2 separate regions of the Mus musculus genome follow, and region 1 is linked to region 2. The links are chromatin loops, found by intact Hi-C in ENCODE. Cell type or tissue: left cerebral cortex. All regions are shown on one strand. Links, peaks and the distances in the headings refer to the core of each region. The heading gives the core; the rest is flanking DNA. Region 1 holds the start of LOC115490200. Region 2 holds the start of Zfp932 (zinc finger protein 932).

Region 1 (10,571 bases), core at 2,820-7,819, 71 kb after region 2:
GATAGGTGAAGTGGGAGGGGGTAGCTGCAAAGAGTGTAGGAAGGAAATCTATCTTCAATTTAAAAATTAATATAATATTGCTTAAATGAAAAAGCAAAAAAGGGAAGCAATAATCAACAAAGGAGAGCTAAATAGTGAAGACAGGGACAGTATGATTGTGACAGATACAGTTCTCGTTTTGATTTCGTAGACAGTGACCATCACATAATAGTGTAAAAATATCATCTTGGAGGCTTACTTCTTTCTTATCATAATGTTGACCTAGTCCTGGAAGCCTTTAGCTTGTGTACAATCTTATCTAGGTAGAATATTTTGGGCATCTGAGACTTAACTGCTGAATAAAATCACCCTTTCTTTCTGAATTTTGACTGGTTGATCAACTAAGCTGTTCTGACTCATACTCCTTTGCATGCTAACCTATTCAAACGGGGTTTTTTCACTTCTGACTGAATTGCTGTACTTGGCCTCAAATGAACTCTAGCAATCTGTTCTCATCTCCTGGCACATTCTAATTCTCGGGCTCCTCCTTTCTTCACTTGTGTCTAGCTTTAGCCTGTCTCTGTAAAACTCTCCAGGTAAAACTGCCTCCTCCTCTCACCCTCTGAGCTGTTTCCTCTTATGTTACCTCTCTTCCCTCTCTCTTCTCTGGAGAGTTGAGCATATCCTATTCTGTCAGATCCTTCCCTGATTCATCATTTTGTCAGCCACTCAATTAGACACTGCTTTCAAACATGAGTGCTTCCTTCTTTTTTTTTTTTTTTTTTTAAAGATTTATTTATTATATGTAAGTACACGGTAGCTGTCTTCAGACACTCCAGAAGAGGGAGTCAGATCTCGTTACGGATGGTTGTGAGCCACCATGTGGTTGCTGGGATTTGAACTCCGGACCTTTGGAAGAGCAGTCGGGTGCTCTTACCCACTGAGCCATCTCACCAGCCCCGAGTGCTTCCTTCTAAAACGAACTTTATCTTCATTTTAGCAAACATGTGTACTAAGGGCTGAGCCACACCACAATTAGAAACACCTTCCCTCCCCCCACAAAACCGCTCACCCCTGAGTAAATTGGAGGGTCTCTGGTTCACAATGTGATCAAATACCCTGCAACATAGGAGTTCATGATGAGCTCATCTTGGGCCCAGTCTATATCTGTGAAATCAGAAGTTTTGCTCTTAATATGAAATATATATCAAGTAGGAAACAAAATGAGTCATTTTCTTGTGTTAGCTTTCACTAGTTTGAAATGTGGAATTACAATGCTTCTCACTTCATTTCAAACGAATAAGCTTGATTGTTGTTAAGAAAGAACAATGTTTAAATAACTAGTCAATAAAAATAAATATGTGATGTTGTACAAAACTCCTGCATTAATTATAATAATGTAGCAATTTTGTACAATTAAAAATAAAAAGCAATGTATAAAATTGTTAAATATTTAAACACATTCTCTAAAGCAAAAATGAAAGTGTTACCATCTAAGTTACTTAATGCAGAGACATCACAGAGATGAGTCAGTTATTTAAGACTATTGTTCAATTGTAATGTATCATCAGTATTTAAATTCAAGCAAAACAGTCAGTCTGTTTCTTAATCTCATTTTTACTCTTTTATGCAGTATGACTCATAGGCAGAAAGCTCTCATGCCATCCAAATACAGCCACTCTCTGCATTTGTACAGTATACTATAATACCACGTTTGCTTCCCATCTATAACAACTCTTGCTACAGAAAGCTTGATATTTCATTTCTCTTCTGCACATAATGTTCTAAATAAACATTAGAAAAACACTTTGAGGAGATTGCTTCAGCTAGATTCTGTTCTTTCTGCCTTTCTGTAGGAATTTGGCAGGAATTTGACATTGAGCTAGGACATGGAAGTAGGCTCAGAAAGGAATATATACATTTGGGCTAATACAAAGCTCCAGGTAAACTCAGCCAAGGATTGTGTGGCATTCCTTTATCTTGGTCATCCTGATAAGCCCCTAAAAGCAAAGATCTGGCTGGCCAGTAGTGGCCCACGCCTTTAATCCCAGCACTTGGGAGGCAGAGGCAGGCAGATTTCTGAGTTGGAGGCCAGCCTGGTCTACAGAGTGAGTTCCAGGACAGCCAGGGCTACACAGAGAAACCCTGTCTTGAAAAAACCAAAAAAACCAACCAACCAATGAAACAAACAAACAAACAAACAAACAAACCCGCTTCAGCATAAGCAATGGCTGGACTCATGTTACAGTGTTGTCTAATTGCAGTCTTCTTGTCCGTCCTCACTCTCCCTTGATATACTGCTAACTGACTGAGCTGGCTTGGTCACCCTTCATTTTCTATTGCTACCTGCAAGGTCGAGATGATGGTGTAAGTTCTCATATCCACCTGACAATAAGCGTACACTAAAGATTAAAATTATATGGGAAAAAGAAATAGGTTGACAATGCTTAAGCTGTAATTCCATGTCGTTCTAGGACCAATATAGCACGGACTGTGAGTCTTTACAAGTACTTAGTCCTTAACCATTGCTATTGTCTTCATTCCTGTAGCACAAGGTCCCCTTGAGGCACCCAGCTCTTCCTCAACAAATGAGCCTAGAGGTAGTTCTCATATTTAGGCTACCATGAATACAGCTGCAATGAACATGAGGATTCATAATACTAATTTCAAGTTCATGGAAACTATACTGAGAAGACTGCTGGGATCCATGGCAATTCTGTCATTTATGAGAACTCCGTAGAATGGGGTAGCTTGGGTGTAGGTATTATGTCCAAATGTATCAGGATACATACATTAAATATGTGCAATTTTATATCAACTAGAACACAACATGGTCTAAACTAATTTTAGTTGATACCTATGGAAAATCCCAAAATACTGCTATCAGAATTTATTGCTAATACACAATCCTGTGTCACATACATATTCATTGTTCAATTCTGGACAATGTTTTATTTGAACTCTTTTTGTTTTCTCAATTAAGTTAAACTTAGTGAGGTATCATTTATGTGATACTAGAAATGTATTCTGTGTCACTAAAGTCTATGCTAAAGTCCTCTGTGTATGGCTTTGTACATTATTTCAAACCAGTTTAAGTTTCACACATTTACAACTATAAACAACACCATTATGGTGATGTTTGTTTTTTTTTTAAGGGGGGGGGAATGTTGGATATGTTTAATTTGCAGCATAAACTCAAACCAATCTAAAGAAAACTCCTAACGGCGAAGCTGATTCCAAAGCTACCTGCCATGTGAAAACCTCAGAATTGTCACTAGGATTATGGAGAAATAGTTCACATTTTGACACAATGTAAAGTCCACCCATACTTATCACAGAGCTACAACAATCAAAACTTTACAACATTTGTGAAAAATAATGAGATGTAGAGAAAAAAGCCAAGAACATAAGCCCCAAATTATAGACAAGCTTCAATCAAAAGACCTAAGGAAACTCAGCCAGGAAACATGTGAACATGACTAATATTACCAATGATTGCATGTGTATACAAATAGAATAAACACAGACTTCACAACTCCCACAAAAATAACACAAAGTGACCCCTAATTGGTACATTTCTGACCCTCCAGCCACTACTGACCTCACTTCCAAACAGAGGCTCTAGAGCTCTCTCTGTATGGAGGTCATCAGAAAGCTGGGCTAGGGCTCTGCCGCACCTAATGCCCCTTGTGATCTCACACAAACCCAGCCTCAGTGAGCCCACCCACAAACCAAGGTTGAAGAATAGTTTAATGTCTGCCTCCTGCCACGAGGATTATAGCATATGATGTAGATTCTGCCCTACCCACCTGCACACCACCATGCACATTTGAAAATCCTCTGCATCTCAGAAACTCCTTTTGGACCCTGGAACTGAATATCTCTGAATCACTCCATTCATTGTGACTGGTGATAGTGGAGAGGAAAACGGATTTTAATCAAATATAACTGACTGATGATCCCCATAACCTCATCTCTACCAGTTTCTAAACTATTTGTAAAATATATCACACCAAACTGAATTTGCAATGCAATGTTCAGCACTTCTAGAAACCAGATTTTCAGTTTTGAAATCTGTCTTCTGCACACCAAAAGCACTGCCTGTGTGACACCGGGCAACCCAGCTTCCTATGCCCAGAGCTGCAGAACCTCCTCCACCCAGGGAACCCACACTCAGGCAGGCTCAGAGGCCAAGACCCTTTGCCCAGGCCACCACATGGACCAAAAGAACCACAGTCTGGTTCCCAGTCAATCACAGTCCAATCAGATTGGACTCTGATTGTTTAGCCAACTTGTTCTTCCTGGTGGCTGCCACAATCACAGTGGCATGGTTTGTTTTCTCCCTCACAGCTAGCTGATGAACTGCATCAGAGGAGAATTTGGAAGGAACCTGCAAACTACCTCCCACTGTGCTCCTCCTGATTGCTAGGCTGCCCAGAGGACAGACAGTAGCAGCTCTCCTACTGCAGGAGTAGAGATGAAATGACTCAGACAGCACAGGCCTTCCCAGCTCTCCCCTTCCACCCCACCCCAGGGGCAGACAGAGCCCTAGTATGGTAAATGTGTATTTTATTAGAATCTTCTACTCTCCCAGGTGTGGACAGCTTTTGGTATCACTTTTAGGAAAATTGCAAGAATATTTGACACTGGGCTAGGACAAGGAAGTAAGCTCAAAACAAACAAACAAACAAAAATACAGCTGAGGAATGTGTTCCTCCTGCCTTCTCATATCTTGATCATCTTGATAAGACCTGAATTCAATGAGCAAGGGAACTTTGTTTGCACCTTTTTTCTTCCTTGACTCCTATGTTTATGCTTAGAACTGACCCTAGTCTTCTATGTACCCAGGCAGTCAAGATGGGTCAGGGTCTGTTGGCAGATTTCCCAGCCTGATGAGGCATGGAACAATAAAAGGGGGTACACCTGAGGCTAAAGGGAGGTATCTTTGGATAAGAACAGATATTCTATTTACGTTTCAGGAAACTGTTTCTGTAAGTTTGTAGCTTTGCTTTCTATGGTATTGTGGGGTATAAAAAGAATACAAAAATAAACTCAAGGCTCTGGTTGCTGCTGGCTGCTGCTGCAGCAGTACTCCCAGCAGTCTTCCCAAATCTAACTCTTGGCTTTGCATCTTCTTTCTGCCTTTCCTACCTTTAATCCTTGCTCTGGGCATCAGAGACTGTTTGACTCCTGCTGGGGGATCCAGTACAAGGACAGAAACTAGACTCAAGGATCTCTTTCTCCTCCATCCCTGTTTCTCTCCTGTCTGCTGTTAGGGGGTGAAACAGTTGCGGGGGTCACGGAAGGGGATTAAGGGAGGGGAAAAGAAGAAACCATAAAGTAGCAAAGACCAGCTACACTGATTAAGGCTAAAAGAGGAGCCAGACTAGGACGGATTTTGCCTTCCACATATGCTGCCACCCTTAAGTCTCTTTTAGGTTCAGGTTCCAGGTTAAGTTTTGAACAACTTAAATACAGACTGGAGACTGCAAGTCTAGCCACTAAAACATATGGGAAATTTACACAGCAAGCATATTCCAGGATCATTTCTTAAGGACACCAGTGCCCTAACACAGCAGGTTAGTGACAGTGTCCTAAGTGGAAGGTTCCAGATGATGAAAAACATCAGAAAAGGAAAAGGTAGAGAGTATAAAAGCTGGAGTGGGGAGGTCTTACACAAGCTATGGCTTATGCTAAGTCAGCTTCTTAAGAATACCATCTTGTACACAATTGACATGAGGGAAAAGGGAGGAGATGGGAGACACCTCTGAAGTCAGCAAAAAGATGAAGAAAGTAGGAACTCCACAGAAACATCAGACAATGGGACACACTCAGGAGAAGGCTAATCAAAAACTTCTGCACAAGAGAAAACTCAGTGTTTCTTAAAAACATTTCTGACCAAACTTTTAGTGGCCTTGGAACTGATAACCACAGCCCCATATGGTGGGAATTTGTGCTCTCAGAATCTGATTCAACTCCTCCCAAAGCCCTGGCCCCAGACCATTACCAGCTCTCCCAAGCACATTCCTGAATTTAGAGGAGGAACTCTGCAAATACACCCAAGAGGAATAGATGTCAGGAAAGAGTCAAACTCAGGGCTGAAATCAAACAAATAGAAACAAAAAGAACTATATACAGAATCAACAAAACCAGGACCTGTTTCTTTGAGAAAATCAACTAGATAAACCAGACTAACCAGAGGGCACAGAGACAGTATCCTAATAAAATCAGAAATTAAAAGGAGGATATAACAGTGAAATATATCTTAAAATAATTATTCTCTTTTAAAAATATTAACAATTGAAAATATTAAAATCATGTTCTACAAAAAAAAAAAAAAAAAAAAACAAACAAAAAACGAAGTAAAGGAGCGCTGTTTTCTCTCTATACCCACGGCCTCAGGGAAAGCTCCCAAGGTCTAGGCCCAGGCTGTGACTGGCTCTGGGCTTCAGAAGGAGCTGTACTGTTCCAGACTTGGGGACCTCAGGGAAAGTGTAGCTGGATCAGGCTTGCACTCAATACACCAGTCTTGTCTTCTCTTTTCTTTTCTTTTTCCCCTTTTCACATGGCTGTCACTATGTGTCATCTTGCCAATGTGTCAGAACTATGCTTTTCTCAAGAAGAAAACAGAACCTTTATGGCTCACCAGGCCTTACTGTAGATTGTGATCCTGTAAAGCCCCATTGAGCAGCTGGTTAGAGGCCTGCTCTTTGATATGGAGACGGGCCTAGATGTTTGCTATAAATCAAGTTTGATTCCTTTGTTGTGGTTAGGAGCCATATTTCTGGGCAATCCTGGTGAACAAGCATGTGTATCCTAGCATCCTAACTCTAACTGCCCTGGTTAGCATATTACTTATCTGTGGGATGTGTTACAGGCAGTGCACCCTCAGCTAAATGCTACTTGCTGTGACTTACTATTCGCTAAGCTTTAGTAAATCCTTTACATCATAAATTCTACTCTTTTACATCACAGCTTGATAGTGGATTGCTACCCAGCACAAGAGATGCCTTTTACAATCTCCACAAAGTTAACTCCAAATGGATTGTTCACCTTAATGTCAAATGCTAACAACAGAATTTGTAGAATCTAGGACTCTCTGAGTTTGGGATCACGCCAAAGATCTCGCTACAAACCGGCCAAATGCTCTGCACAGATGCAGCCCCCACAGTGAAGTTATTCAGAGGCTACAGCTGGGTCCCGCGAGTGGCTAGGACCTCAGGGGACACCGCACATGGCCGCTGGCTGATTCCCAATGAGTCCCGGGAAAGACCCACCGCAGCAGATCGCGCTGCTCAGACCCCTGCTTCTCCCCATTGTTTTCAGTGACCCTGTACTCACCATGTCACAACTTCCAAGTTTGCCTGAGCACCCTCCCCAGCATCCAGCGGCAGGACAGAGAGCACAGCATAAGGGACCATTCAAGCCTGCTCAGCTACTAAGTGAAGCCGGCCCAAGGTACCCGGAAAAACCCGCCTTCCCCTCTGACTGGCAGGTCCGCCTAGAGGCTCTGATTGGCCAGTAAGTCTTGAGTGACTCGAGCACCTCCTTTAGGGTTAGGGTGTGCTGAATGTACACAGTGCAGAGGTTCTCAGCCCTAGCTTCAAGTCCAGTGCCTGACTTTTTCCAGATCTACAGGTATTTGTATTTCTGTAGTATTTGTGCCTGTTCTCCGATAGCCTACCCATCTGTCTCCCCGCGCAGCCCCAGGGAGGCTCCACCACTCCATCTGCCGCTGCTCAGCCGCTTGCTCCTCCCCTAGGTGGGCAGTAACCCTGTGCTGACCAGGTCTTGACTTCAGCCTGAGCTTCCCTCCCTCTGTAGGCTGTTTGTCTTCTTACTCCTGGAATCAAGGTAGGGAGCTTGCATAGCCCACTACTTGAATTGCAGGGAAATTATCAATCTGTCCCACAAGCGGAAGGGTGCACAAGATATTAACAATCCAAGACAGATTTTGGGTAACAATAGTTTATAGAAATTAATAGGCTTATTAATCTATCACCCCCGCCCCCCAGTTCTGACACTTCTCTTTGTCCTCAGCCCTTAAACACCTTTCAGCATACATGATCACATGTTAAAAAGTTCATCAAAGTTTACACAGAAAGTTAAATCATAAACTGAAATAGAAGTTTACAACAGAGAATGTTTACAGGCATGTGAGGAGCGGCCCGGGACTGCAGCTAAGTCTTATGACTTGCACCTGACTTCCTCATACACCTGAAAATAAGCCAGGACCATCATGAGAGCTGCGCAGGTGCACCATAATGCTGGCGGTGTAAACAAGTCCATATTTGGTGGAGGCATGCCCCTGCCGCCCTGATTGGCTGAAGCTGCATGCCTGGTGAGGTGGCTTGGCCTGCCTTGAGTGGATGGGGGCTGAGAGTATATAAGCAGACCTTCCTGGGTTCCCGGGGTCCCAGTAGCAGCATTGAGGTGTTCCTGCAATAAAGGCTGTTGGGAAGAATCCAACCGTGTTGTGTCTTCCTTGCCGGCCGAGGTGGGCACAACACAGGCATATCCATGAGGAGTGATTATCTGGCTAAACACCATCACTTGTCTCAGCTCCACAGGTTCACAGAAGGCTTAAAACCATAACTAAGTTATAAGTGAAGTTCTGTATAGATAAACCCAGTCAGTATTTTACCTTCTGTCCTAGCTCCTATAATAAATCATTAGTTCCCCCCCCCTTTTTTTTTTACAACCTCTTGGAATGTGCTCTGAGTAGGAGAAAGTCTGGTTACTATCTAAGAGCATTTAACTGGTGACATTTGAGGGACTGACAGAGTTCTCGTTGAAATTTTGATTATCAGGAAAGGACTTAATAGCAGTCCCATTATAAAAGAGCTTAATAATCACAAATATAATTTTAGGAATTATTATAGGATCATCATTAAGACTTAAGTCATCTATTTGTCTATACAGCATCTCTACAAGAGAGTGCATCTCCGTGGATCTGCAGAGATCTGCTCCTGAGGGGTGTGCTGCTACTTAGTGGTAGTAATATATGTTTATTAATAACAGGAAAAGCATATTAAAAGCAGGAGACTTACCTAAAATGAGTCCCTCACAGCCTTGCTTAGTGAGGGCTCACCTGTCAAAGATTATATAATAATCCGAGGCAGGTCACTTCAGGATGATCACCTGCTAGTTTTTAGCTTGCTTGTCCCATTATGGCTCCTGACACAGTGGGGCTGAGGTTGTATAAGAGGTCCAGGACATGGACAAAGCTGTCCAGATAAGATCCCCTTATCTCTATACTCTACAGCACTGCAGATGTGTGCTAGCACATCTTTGCTCTCAAAACATAGTGTTTTTTAAATTGGAATTACCTTTAATCTTTCTTTTAGCTTAAAGAGGTAAGGTAGTCGTTTTTTCTTGGGACAAACATTAATTTCATGTTTTCTAAGAACTAAACAAATTTTCACTTTCAAATTTTAAATGATTTACTTAAGAGATCATGTTCTGTGATCCACTGTGTTCATTTTGTGCTTCCTTCCATGTCTTGGCAGCAGGTTGCTCTGAGTATAGGAACTTATGCCATGTTTTTCTTTAATTTTATTCTTTATATATTTTCTGAAGATGAGAAGGTGGAATGTTTTATGTTTGGAACGCTTGTTTGCAAGATGACTTTGTCCTTACACATTACATAATATGGATGAAGAAAAATGAGCAACTACTTAATTTTTATCAATTAAATATCTTCATATATACACTGCTCCCCACTCCATCATTAGCTATAGATAAGAAATGAAAAGATTTTACTTTGTCTAGAGTAGAAGAATGTAAACCAACATCCTCAATATAGTATTGGTTACAGTGCTGATTACAACCATCATATATTTGTTAAATTTTGCAAAAAAGAGAACTATGTGACTTTTAATATCACAAAGGATGCCTTATGTAAAATAAATTTCCTTACCTTACCTAAAAATTTTGAGCCCTAACAGTACATTTAAGCTCCTTTTTTTCTGTTTGTCAGTAAATAGCTAGTAGGCAAGCCTAAGTTATTGAGAACCTAAATCATTAAACACCATCAAATAGAAAAATACCCACGACAGTATCCTGCATACAGGTAGGCTATCTGCACCAAGTTACATTATAACATGATCTAATGTCCACATGAGATAGTGACCTTTACTGGTTTTCCATAGTACAATAAAATAAGCAAAATGCTCTCGTATGAATACTAATGTCATAAAGGAATCTGTTTTCTCCAGAAAGAGACACACATTAAAGACAGAATTTAGTGCATGTCAGTGCTTTGAAAGAGGGTTGGAGTCCTTCCCTCTCAGGGTCTCAATGCAGCTCACCACCTGCTATTTACTAGCATGGAAACAGCAGCAGACAGGATAAGGTTCAGCAAGTGGTGAAGGATATTTTCAGTTGGTAATATGAAATTTAGGTACCCAGAGGCCTGACTGCTCTTCCAAGTCCTGAGTTTTATTCTAGCAACCACATGGTGGCTCAAAGCCATCTGTAATGGGACCTGATGCCCTCTTCTGGTATGTGTCTGAAGACAGCTACAGTGTACTCATATAAATAAAATAAATAAATAATATTAAAAATTAAAAAAATTTAAATACAAGTTATAC
Region 2 (10,571 bases), core at 2,526-7,525:
CAGGTGTAACTCTGATTCTTTAGCTTGATCTTGAGACTTTTCCTCCTATCAGGTTGCCTTGTCCAATACGAAGGCTTTCACCTTGTCTTTTTCTATCTTGTTCTGCCCTGTTAGGCTGTCCTCTCTTGGAGGTCTGCTCCTTTTTGAAGAGGACACAGGGCAAGGGGGTGTTGGATCTAGGGGAGAGGTGGATAGGTGAAGTGGGAGGGGGTAGCTGCAAAGAGTGTAGGAAGGAAATCTATCTTCAATTTAAAAATTAATATAATATTGCTTAAATGAAAAAGCAAAAAAGGGAAGCAATAATCAACAAAGAAGAGCAAAATAGTGAAGACAGGGACAGTATGATTGTGACAGATACAGTTCTCGTTTTGATTTCGTAGACAGTGACCATCACATAATAGTGTAAAAATATCATCTTGGAGGCTTACTTCTTTCTTATCATAATGTTGACCTAGTCCTGGAAGCCTTTAGCTTGTGTACAATCTTATCTAGGTAGAATATTTTGGGCATCTGAGGCTTAACTGCTGAATAAGGGCTGAGCCACACCACAATTAGAAACACCTTCCCCCCCCCCCCCAAACCCCTCACCCCTGAGGAAATTGGAGGGTCTCTGGTTCACAATGTGATCAAATACCCTGCAACACAGGAGTTCATGATGAGCTCATCTTGGGCCCAGTCTATATCTGTGAAATCAGAAGTTTTGCTCTTAATATGAAATATATATCAAGTAGGAAACAAAATGAGTCATTTTCTTGTGTTAGCTTTCACTAGTTTGAAATGTGGAATTACAATGCTTCTCACTTCATTTCAAACGAATAAGCTTGATTGTTGTTAAGAAAGAACAATGTTTAAATAACTAGTCAATAAAAATAAATATGTGATGTTGTACAAAACTCCTGCATTAATTATAATAATGTAGCAATTTTGTACAATTAAAAATAAAAAGCAATGTATAAAATTGTTAAATATTTAAACACATTCTCTAAAGCAAAAATGAAAGTGTTACCATCTAAGTTACTTAATGCAGAGACATCACAGAGATGAGTCAGTTATTTAAGACTATTGTTCAATTGTAATGTATCATCACTATTTAAATTCAAGCAAAACAGTCAGTCTGTTTCTTAATCTCATTTTTACTTTTTCATGCAGTATGACTCATAGGCAGAAAGCTCTCATGCCATCCAAATACAGCCACTCTCTGCATTTGTACAGTATACTATAATACCACATTTGCTTCCCATCTATAACAACTCTTGCTACAGAAAGCTTGATATTTCATTTCTCTTCTGCACATAATGTTCTAAATAAACATTAGAAAAACACTTTGAGGAGATTGCTTCAGCTAGATTCTGTTCTTTCTGCCTTTCTGTAGGAATTTGGCAGGAATTTGACATTGAGCTAGGACATGGAAGTAGGCTCAGAAAGGAATATATACATTTGGGCTAATACAAAGCTCCAGGTAAACTCAGCCAAGGATTGTGTGGCATTCCTTTATCTTGGTCATCCTGATAAGCCCCTAAAAGCAAAGATCTGGCTGGCCAGTAGTGGCCCACGCCTTTAATCCCAGCACTTGGGAGGCAGAGGCAGGCAGATTTCTGAGTTGGAGGCCAGCCTGGTCTACAGAGTGAGTTCCAGGATAGCCAGGGCTACACAGAGAAACCCTGTCTTGAAAACAAACAAACAAAACAACAACAACAAAAACCCCCAACCCCGCCACCCCCCCCCCAAAAAAAAAGAAAAAGAAAAAGAAAAAGAAAAAGAAAAGAAGCAAGGATCCCTGGATTCGCTTATTGTCTTGTTCTGTCCTTGACCTAGAACTGACCTTATTATTTGTATGTATTTAAAATGGTATTAAAGCAGGCTTTAGAAAAACAAACCCCCAGGGTGGTGGTGGCACAAGCCTTTAATCCCACTTTAATGCCACTTGGGAGGCAGATGGACTCTGAGTTCGAGGCCAGCCTGGTCTACAAAGTGAGTTCCAGGACAGCCAGAGCTAAACAGGGAAACCCTGTCTTGAAAAAACAAAAAAAACCAACCAACCAATGAAACAAAAACAAACAAACAAACCCGCCTCAGCCTAAGCAATGGCTGGACTCATGTTACAGTGTTGTCTAATTGCAGTCTTCTTGTCCGTCCTCACTCTCCCTTGATATACTGCTAACTGACTGAGCTGGCTTGGTCACCCTTCATTTTCTATTGCTACCTGCAAGGTAGAGATGATGGTGTAAGTTCTCATACCCACCTGACAATAAGCATACAATAAAGATTAAAATTATATGGGAAAAGAAATAGGTTGAGAATGCTTAAGCTGTAATTCCATGTCCTTCTAGGACCAATATAGCATGGACTGAGAGTCTTTACAAGTACTTAGTCCTTAACCATTGCTATTGTCTTCATTCCTTTAGCACAAGGTCCCCTTGAGGCACCCAGCTATTCCTCAACAAATGAGCCTAGAGGTAATTCTCATATTTAGGCTACCATGAATACAACTGCAATGAACATGAGGATTCATAATACTAATTTCAAGTTCATGGAAACTATATTGAGAAGACTGCTGGGATCCATGGCAATTCTGTCATTTATGAGAACTCCGTAGAATGGGGTTGCTTGGGTGTAGGTATTATGCCAAATATATCAGAATACATACATTAAATATGTGCAATTTTATATCAACTAGAACACAACATGGTCTAAACTAATTTTAGTTGATACCTATGGAAAAATCCCAAAATACTGCTATCAGAATTTATTGCTAATACACAATCCTGTGTCACATACATATCATTGTTCAATTCTGGACAATGTTTTATTTGAACTCTTTTTGTTTTCTCAATTAAGTTAAACTTAGTGAGGTATCATTTATGTGATACTAGAAATGTATTCTGTGTCACTAAAGTCTATGCTAAAGTCCTCTGTCTATGGCTTTGTACATTATTTCAAACCAGTTTAAGTTTCACACATTTACAACTATAAACAACACCATTATGGTGATATTTGTTTGTTTGTTTTTTTAAAGAGAGGAAAAAGAAGAAACCATAAAGTAGCAAAGACCAGCTACAGTGATTAAGGCTAAAGAGGAGCCAGACTAGGATGGATTTTGCATTCCACATATGCTGCCACCCTTAAGTCTCTTTTAGGTTCAGGTTCCAGGTTAAGTTTTGAACAACTTAAATACAGACTGGAGACTGCAAGTCTAGCCACTAAAACATATGGGAAATTTGCACAGCAAGCATATTCCGGGATCATTTCTTAAGGACACCAGTGCCCTACCACAGCAGGTTAGTGACAGTGTCCTAAGTGGAAGGTTCCAGATGATGAAAAACATCAGAAAAGGAAAAGGTAGAGAGTATAAAAGCTGGGGTGGGGAGGTCTTACACAAGCTATGGCTTATGCTAAGTCAGCTTCTTAAGAATACCATCTTGTACACGATTGACATGAGGGAAAGGGAAGGAGATGGGAGACACCTCTGAAGTCAGCAGAAAGATGAAGAAAGTAGGAAGTCCACAGAAACATCAGACAATGGGACACACTCAGGAGAAGGCTAATCAAACACTGCTGCACAAGGGACAACTCAGTGTATCTCAAAAACATTTCTGACCAAACTTCTAGTGGCCTTGGAACTGATAACCACAGCCCCATATGGTGGGAAGTTGTGCTCTCAGTATCTGATTCAACCCCTCCCAAAGGCCCTGCCCCAGACCATTCCCAGCTCCCAAGCACATTCCTGAATTTAGAGAAGGAGCTCTGCAAATGCACCCAAGAGTAGGAGATGTCAGGAAAGAATCAGACTCGGGGCTGAAATCAAACAAATAGAAACAAAAAGAACTCTATACAGAATCAACAAAACCAGGACCTGTTTCTTTGAGAAAATCAACTAGAAAAACCAGACTAACCAGAGGGCACAGAGACAGTATCCTAATTAATAAAATCAGAAAAATAAAATCAGAAATGAAAAGGAGGATATAACAGTGAAATATATCTTAAAATAATTATTCTCTTTTAAAAATGTTAACAATTGAAAATATTAAAATCATTTTCTACAAAACAAAAACAAAAAAAACAAAGTAAAGGAGCCCTGTTTTCTCTCTATACCCATGGCCTCAGGGAAAGCTCCCAAGGACTAGGCCCAGGCTGTGACTGGCTCTGGGTTTCAGAAGGAGCTGTGTCCTGCTCCAGACATGGGGACCTCAGGGAAACTGTAGCTGGATCAGGCTTGCACTCAATAAAACAGTCTTGTCTTCTCTTGTCTTTTCTTTTCTTTTTTCCCTTTTCACATGGCTGTCACTATGTGTCATCTTGCCAATGTGTCAGAACTACGCTTTTCTCAAGAAGAAAAGAAAAAAAGTAAGAAAAGTAAGAAGAAAAGTAAGGCACACCAGGCCTTACTGTAGATTGTGATCCTGTAATGCCCCATTGAGCAGCTGGTTAGAGGCCTGCTCTTTGATATGGAGACGGGCCTAGATGCTTACTGTAAATCAAGTTTGATTCCTTTGTTGTGGTTAGGAGCCATATTTCTGGGCAATCCTGGTGCATATGTATTATAGCATCCTAAACTCTAACTGCCCTGGTTAGCACATTACTTATCTGTGGGATATGTTACAGGCAGTGCACCCTCAGCTAAATTCTACTTGCTGTGACTTACTATTCGCTAAGCTTTAGTAAATCCTTTACATCATAAATTCTACTCTTTTACATCACAGCTTGATAGTGGATTGCTACCCAGCACAAGAGATGCCTTTTACAATCTCCACAAAGTTAACTCCAAATGGATTGTCCACCTTAATGTCAAATGCTAACAACAGAATTTGTAGAATCTAGGACTCTCTGAGTTTGGAATAACGCCAAAGATCTCGCTACACACCGGCCAAATGCTCTGCACAGATGCAGCCCCCACAGTGAAGTTATTCAGAGGCTACAGCTGGGTCCCGCGAGTGGCTAGGACCTCAGGGGACACCGCACATGGCCGCTGATTCCCAATGAGTCCCGGGAAAGACCCACCGCAGCAGATCGCGCTGCTCAGACCCCTGCTTCTCCCCATTGTTTTCAGTGACCCTGTACTCACCACCATGTCACAACTTCCAAGCTTGCCTGAGCACCCTCCACAGCATCCAGCGGCAGGACAGAGAGCACAGCATAAGGGACCATTCAAGCCTGCTCAGCTACTAAGGGAAACCGGCCCAAGGTATCCGGAAAACCCGCCTTCCCCTCTGACTGGCAGGTCCGCGTAGAGGCTCTGATTGGCCAGTAAGTCTTGAGTGACTCGAGCACCTCCTTTAGGGTTAGGGTGTGCTGAATGTACACAGTGCAGAGGTTCTCAGCCCTAGCTTCAAGTCCAGTGCCTGACTTTTTCCAGATCTACAGGGATTTGTATTTCTGTAGTATTTGTGCCTGTCCTCCGATAGCCTACCCATCTGTCTCCCCGCGCAGCCCCAGGGAGGCTCCACTACTCCACCTGCCGCTGCTCAGCCGCTTGCTTCTCCCCTAGGTGGGCAGTAACCCTGTGATCACCAGGTCTTGACTTCAGCCTGAGCTTCCCTCCCTCTGTAGGCTGTTTGCCTTCTTACTCCTGGAATCAAGGTAGGGAGCTTGCATAGCCCATTACTCAACTTGCAGGGGAGTTATCAATCTGTCCCATAAGCGGAAGGGTGCACAAGATACTAACAATCCAAGACAGATTTTGGGTAACAATAGTTTATAGAAATTAATAGGCTTACTAATTTATCACCCGCGCCCCCCAGTTCTGACACTTCGCTTTGTCCTCAGCCCCTAAACATCTTTCAGCATACATGATCACTTGTTAAAAAGTTCATCAAAAGTTTACACAGAAAATTAAATCATAAACTGAAATAGAAGTTTACAACAGAGAATGTTTACAGGCATGTGAGGAGCGGCCCGGGACTGCAGCTAAGTCTTATGACTTGCACCTGACTTCCTCATACACCTGAAAATAAGCCATGACCATCGACCATCGTGAGAGCAGGTGCACCATAATGCTGGCGGTGTAAACAAGTCCATATTTGGTGGAGGCGTGCCCCTGCTGCCCCCATTGGCTGAAGCTGCATGCCTGGTGAGGTGGCTTGGCCTGCCTTGAGTGGATGGGGGCTGAGAGTATATAAGCAGACCTCCCTGGGTTCCCAAGGTCCCCTTAGCAGCATCGAGGTGTTCCTGCAATAAAGGCTGTTGGGAAGAATCCAACCGTGTTGTGTCTTCCTTGCCGGCCGAGGTGGGCACAACACAGGCATATCCATTAGGAGTGATTATCTGGCTAAACATCCATCACTTGTCTCAGATCCACAGGTTCACAGAAGGCTTAAAACCATAACTAAGTTATAAGTGAAGTTCTGTATAGATAAACCCAGTCAGTATTTTACCTTCTGTCCTAGCTCCTATAATAAATCATTAGTTCCCTTTGGTCATTTTTTTTTTTTTTTAACAACCTCTTGGAATGTGCTCTGAGTAGGAGAAAGTCTGGTTACTATCTAAGAGCATTTAACTGGTGACATTTGAGGGACTGGCAGAGTTCTCGTTGAAACTTTGATTATCAGGAAAGGACTTAATAGCAGTCCCATTATAAAAGAGCTTAATAATCACAAATATAATTTTAGGAATTATTATAGGATCATCATTAAGACTTTAGTCATCTATTTGTCTATATAGCATCTCTACAAGAGAGTGCATCTCCGTGGATCTGCAGAGATCTGCTCCAGAGGGGTGTGCTGCTACTTAGTGGTAGTTATATATGTTTATTAATAACAGGGAAAGCATATTAATAGCAGGAGACTTTCCTAAAATGAGTCCCTCACAGCCTTGCTTAGTGAGGGCTCACCTGTCAAAGATTATATAATAATCCGAGGCAGGACACTTCAGGATGATCACCTGCTAGTTTTTAGCTTGTCCCATTATGGCTCCTGACACAGTGGGGCTGAGGTTGTATAAGAGGTCCAGGACATGCACAAAGCTGTCCAGATAAGATCCCCTTATCTATACACTCTACAGCACTGCAGATGTGTGCTAGCACATCTTTGCTCTCAAAACATAGTGTTTTTTAAATTGGAATTACCTTTAATCTTTCATTTAGCTTAAAGAGGTAAGGTAGTCGTTTTTTCTTGGGACAAACATTAATTTCATGTTTTCTAAGAACTAAACAAATTTTCACTTTCAAATTTTAAATGATTTACTTAAGAGGTCATGTTCTGTGATCCACTGTGTTCATTTTGTGCTTCCTTCCATGTCTTGGCAGCAGGTTGCTCTGAGTATAGGAACTTATGCCATGTTTTTCTTTAATTTTATTCTTTATATATTTTCTGAAGATGAGAAGGTGGAATGTTTTATGTTTGGAATGCTTGTTTGCAAGATGACTTTGTCCTTACACATTACATAATATGGATGAAGAAAAATGAGCAACTACTTAATTTTTATCAATTAAATATCTTCATATATACACTGCTCCCCACTCCATCATTAGCTATAGATAAGAAATGAAAAGATTTTACTTTGTCTAGAGTAGAAGAATGTAAACCAACATCCTCAATATAGTATTGGTTACAGTGCTGATTACAACCATCATATATTTGTTAAAATTTGCAAAAAAGAGAACTTTGTGACTTTTAATATCACAAAGGATGCCTTATGTAAAAGAAATTTCCTTACCCTACCTAAAAATTTTGAGCCCTAACAGTACATTTAAGCCCCCTTTTTTTCTGTTTGTCAGTAAATAGCTAGTAGGCAAGCCTAAGTTATTGAGAACCTAAATCATTAAACACCATCAAATAGAAAAATACCTACGACAGTATCCTGCATACAGGTAGGCTATCTGCACCAAGTTACATTATAACATGATCTATTGTCCACATGAGATAGTGACCTTTACTGGTTTTCCATAGTGCAATAAAATAAGCAAAATGCTCTTGTATGAATACTAATGTCATAAAGGAATCTGTTTTCTCCAGAAAGAGACACACATTAAAGACAGAATTTAGTGCATGTCAGTGCTTTGAAAGAGGGTTGGAGTCCTTCCCTCTCAGGGTCTCAATGCAGCTCACCACCTGCTATTTACTAGCATGGAAACAGCAGCAGACAGGATAAGGTTCAGCAAGTGGTGAAGGATACTTTCAGTTGGTAATATGAAATTTAGGTACCCAGAGGCCTGACTGCTCTTCCAAGTCCTGAGTTTTATTCTAGCAACCACATGGTGGCTCAAAGCCATCTGTAATGGGACCTGATGCCCTCTTCTGGTATGTGTCTGAAGACAGCTACAGTGTTCATATAAATAAAATAAATAAATAGTATTAAAAATTAAAAAATTGTAAATACAACTTATACTTAAAATGCAAGATTACACAGAATCCTGAAATATGTAAATAAGAACATCAAAGACAGAAAAGCCAGAGGAGCCACTCAGCTAGGGATGTAAGAATTTCCATTAAATATGCCAGAAAGATTTCTGACAGGACCCTGATATAGCTATCTCTTGTGAGGCTATGCCAGTGCCTGGCAAATACAGAAGTGGATGCTCACAGTCATCTATTGGATGGAACAAAGGGCCCCTAATGAAGGGGCTAGAGAAAGTACCCAAGGAGCTAAATGGGTCTGCAACTCTATAGGAGGAACAACAATATGAACTAAGCAGAACCCCTCAGAGCTGTGTCTCTAGTTGCATATGTAGCAGAGGATGGCCTAGTCAGCCATCAATGGGAGGAGAGGCCCTTGGTCTTGCGAAGATCATATGCCCCATTAAGGGGAGTGCCAGGGCCAGGAAGCACAGTGGGTGGGTTGGGGAGCATGGCAGGGGATGGGGGAGGAGGGTATAGGGGACATTCGTAATAGCATTTGAAATGTAAATGAAGAAAATAGCTAATAAAAAAATTTCCAGGGCTGGAGAGATGGCTCAGTGGTTAAGAGCACCCACTGCTCTCCCGAAGGTCCTGAGTTCAAATCCCAGCAACCACATGGTGGCTTAAAACCACCAGGAAATTGGTTGATGTAGGTTAAATAGACCAGTCCTTGTTTGGTGTATTTCCAATATTTAACTGGCTCATTGTCTCAGCTCAAAGATGCTTACTTAGCAAGTTGTGAGGTACGTAATGAGATCTGACATCCTCTTCTGGTGCATCTGAAGATAGCTACTTAGATATAATATTAAATAAATCTTTAAAAAAGTAAAAAAACAAAAAAAAACAAAAAAAAAAAACCAACCAACCAAACAAACAAAAAACCCCTAAAGGACAGTTGTTGATCACCTACACAAACAATGTTAAAGAAAAGTAAATGAAAAAGAAAAATTTAAAAAAATCCATTAAAATCATAAACTGTTCTTAAAGTCAGATGATTTATACCTTTGATTTATAGGAACCATAGCCCTTTTGGTGTATGAGGCTTAGATATATGCCTAAGATCCAATTTTGTGGTCATTATATTTGCCTTATGATATTTACATAGAAAGCATATTAGCTCCTTTCACTCAATTGTAAATCCTATAGAGGTCTTCATCATTCCTTTTCCATACTGTGATTATATAAAAAGTCTCCTCATTTATCTCGAAGGCACATTTGTTATATGTGTTGTGCACTACTTTTTTCACTTAAGCTTGAGAAGGTCAGTTGGCTGGGACTGGGGCAGTGCAGAGCTTGTGCAAGCCTGGGGTCCTGTTGGCCAGATGTTCCATGCAGCACAGCAGACACTGACCCACAGCATCTCCCCTCACACATGGAATACATTGTTTTAAAAAACAGAGGAAATTACCCTTAACTCATGAGTCTCTTAATTATACATATAAATGGATGAAAATGAGCCCCTAAAAGTGTCCTAGAGGATTTTTACCACGTTTACATAAATAAAGCTTAACTATTTTTTAAGTTTAGCATGTAGAGGATTTTTATTCTCATGAATCACCTTTCAAGGGGAAAGTCCATACATTACTTTTAATAGTATATCTTAGATTGTCTTAAGATCACAGACAGTAGAACACAGTTCAATTCAGTGGGTCAAACAGCTGGAAACACATGATTATATGGATTCAGCTGCTTCTAAGAAAGAGGAGAAGCAATTGATAATAAATATTTGGGGACAATAATCGCATAAAGCAATATACACCTATTACACAGGGAAATATAACTAAATCAACCAACAATAGAGACAGAAACTGTCAGAAAGACCTAATCTGTTCTGCAACAAAAGTTCAGCATTGGTGTAAAGCTTTTTTTTTTTTTTTTTTTTCGAGACAGGGTTTCTCTGTGTAGCCCTGGCTGTCCTGGAACTCACTCTGTAGACCAGGATGACCTTGAACTCAGAAATCTGTCTGCCTCTGCCTCCCAAGTGCTGAGATGAAAGATTTGCGCCATCACTGCCTGGCTGGTGTATAGCATCTTTAAAAGGCAGGAGAACAGACAAACAAATAAAACTCTCTGTCTGACAAACACCAATCAGCAGGCAAAACAATCATAATTTTATTTCAAACTACACACTGGGACCATGTTGTGCATGCTCATGAGCTGTCTGTATTTCATCAAGTTCTACTGTTCTCTGTGACAGTGAAATAAGTAACTAGAGTGAGACCCTAACTTCAGATGCTC

The links. A loop is a pair of places that touch in the nucleus more often than their neighbours do. Peaks named below come from ENCODE experiments on the same cell type or tissue, not always from the same donor. Only the 100,000 strongest peaks of a DNase experiment are listed, where the experiment ranks them.
Region 1: a loop joins it to region 2, with 14 times the contacts of the local background. A loop is called at or near these places in 27 of 42 quality-filtered maps.

The regions. Positions count from the first base shown.
Region 1 is chr5:109,920,516-109,931,086 of GRCm38, reverse strand. It overlaps LOC115490200, which reads right to left and starts at 7,634. Exons shown (of 2, transcript XM_030255019.1): 1 at 7,321-7,634. The coding sequence starts at 7,400. It overlaps Gm26808 (predicted gene, 26808), which reads left to right and starts at 7,443. Exons shown (of 3, transcript NR_166631.1): 1 at 7,443-7,617; 2 at 7,742-7,833; 3 at 8,132-8,443. In left cerebral cortex, for the core only: a CTCF peak has its summit at 7,679; DNase peaks (open chromatin) are centred at 4,465, 4,784, 6,871 and 7,496; H3K4me3 peaks cover 1,295 bases; H3K27ac peaks cover 341 bases.
Region 2 is chr5:109,991,125-110,001,695 of GRCm38, reverse strand. Zfp932 (zinc finger protein 932) reads right to left here and starts at 5,169. Exons shown (of 4, transcript NM_145563.2): 1 at 5,063-5,169. The coding sequence starts at 5,068. In left cerebral cortex, for the core only: no CTCF peak of the experiment used is centred there; a DNase peak (open chromatin) is centred at 5,198; H3K4me3 peaks cover 1,363 bases; H3K27ac peaks cover 628 bases.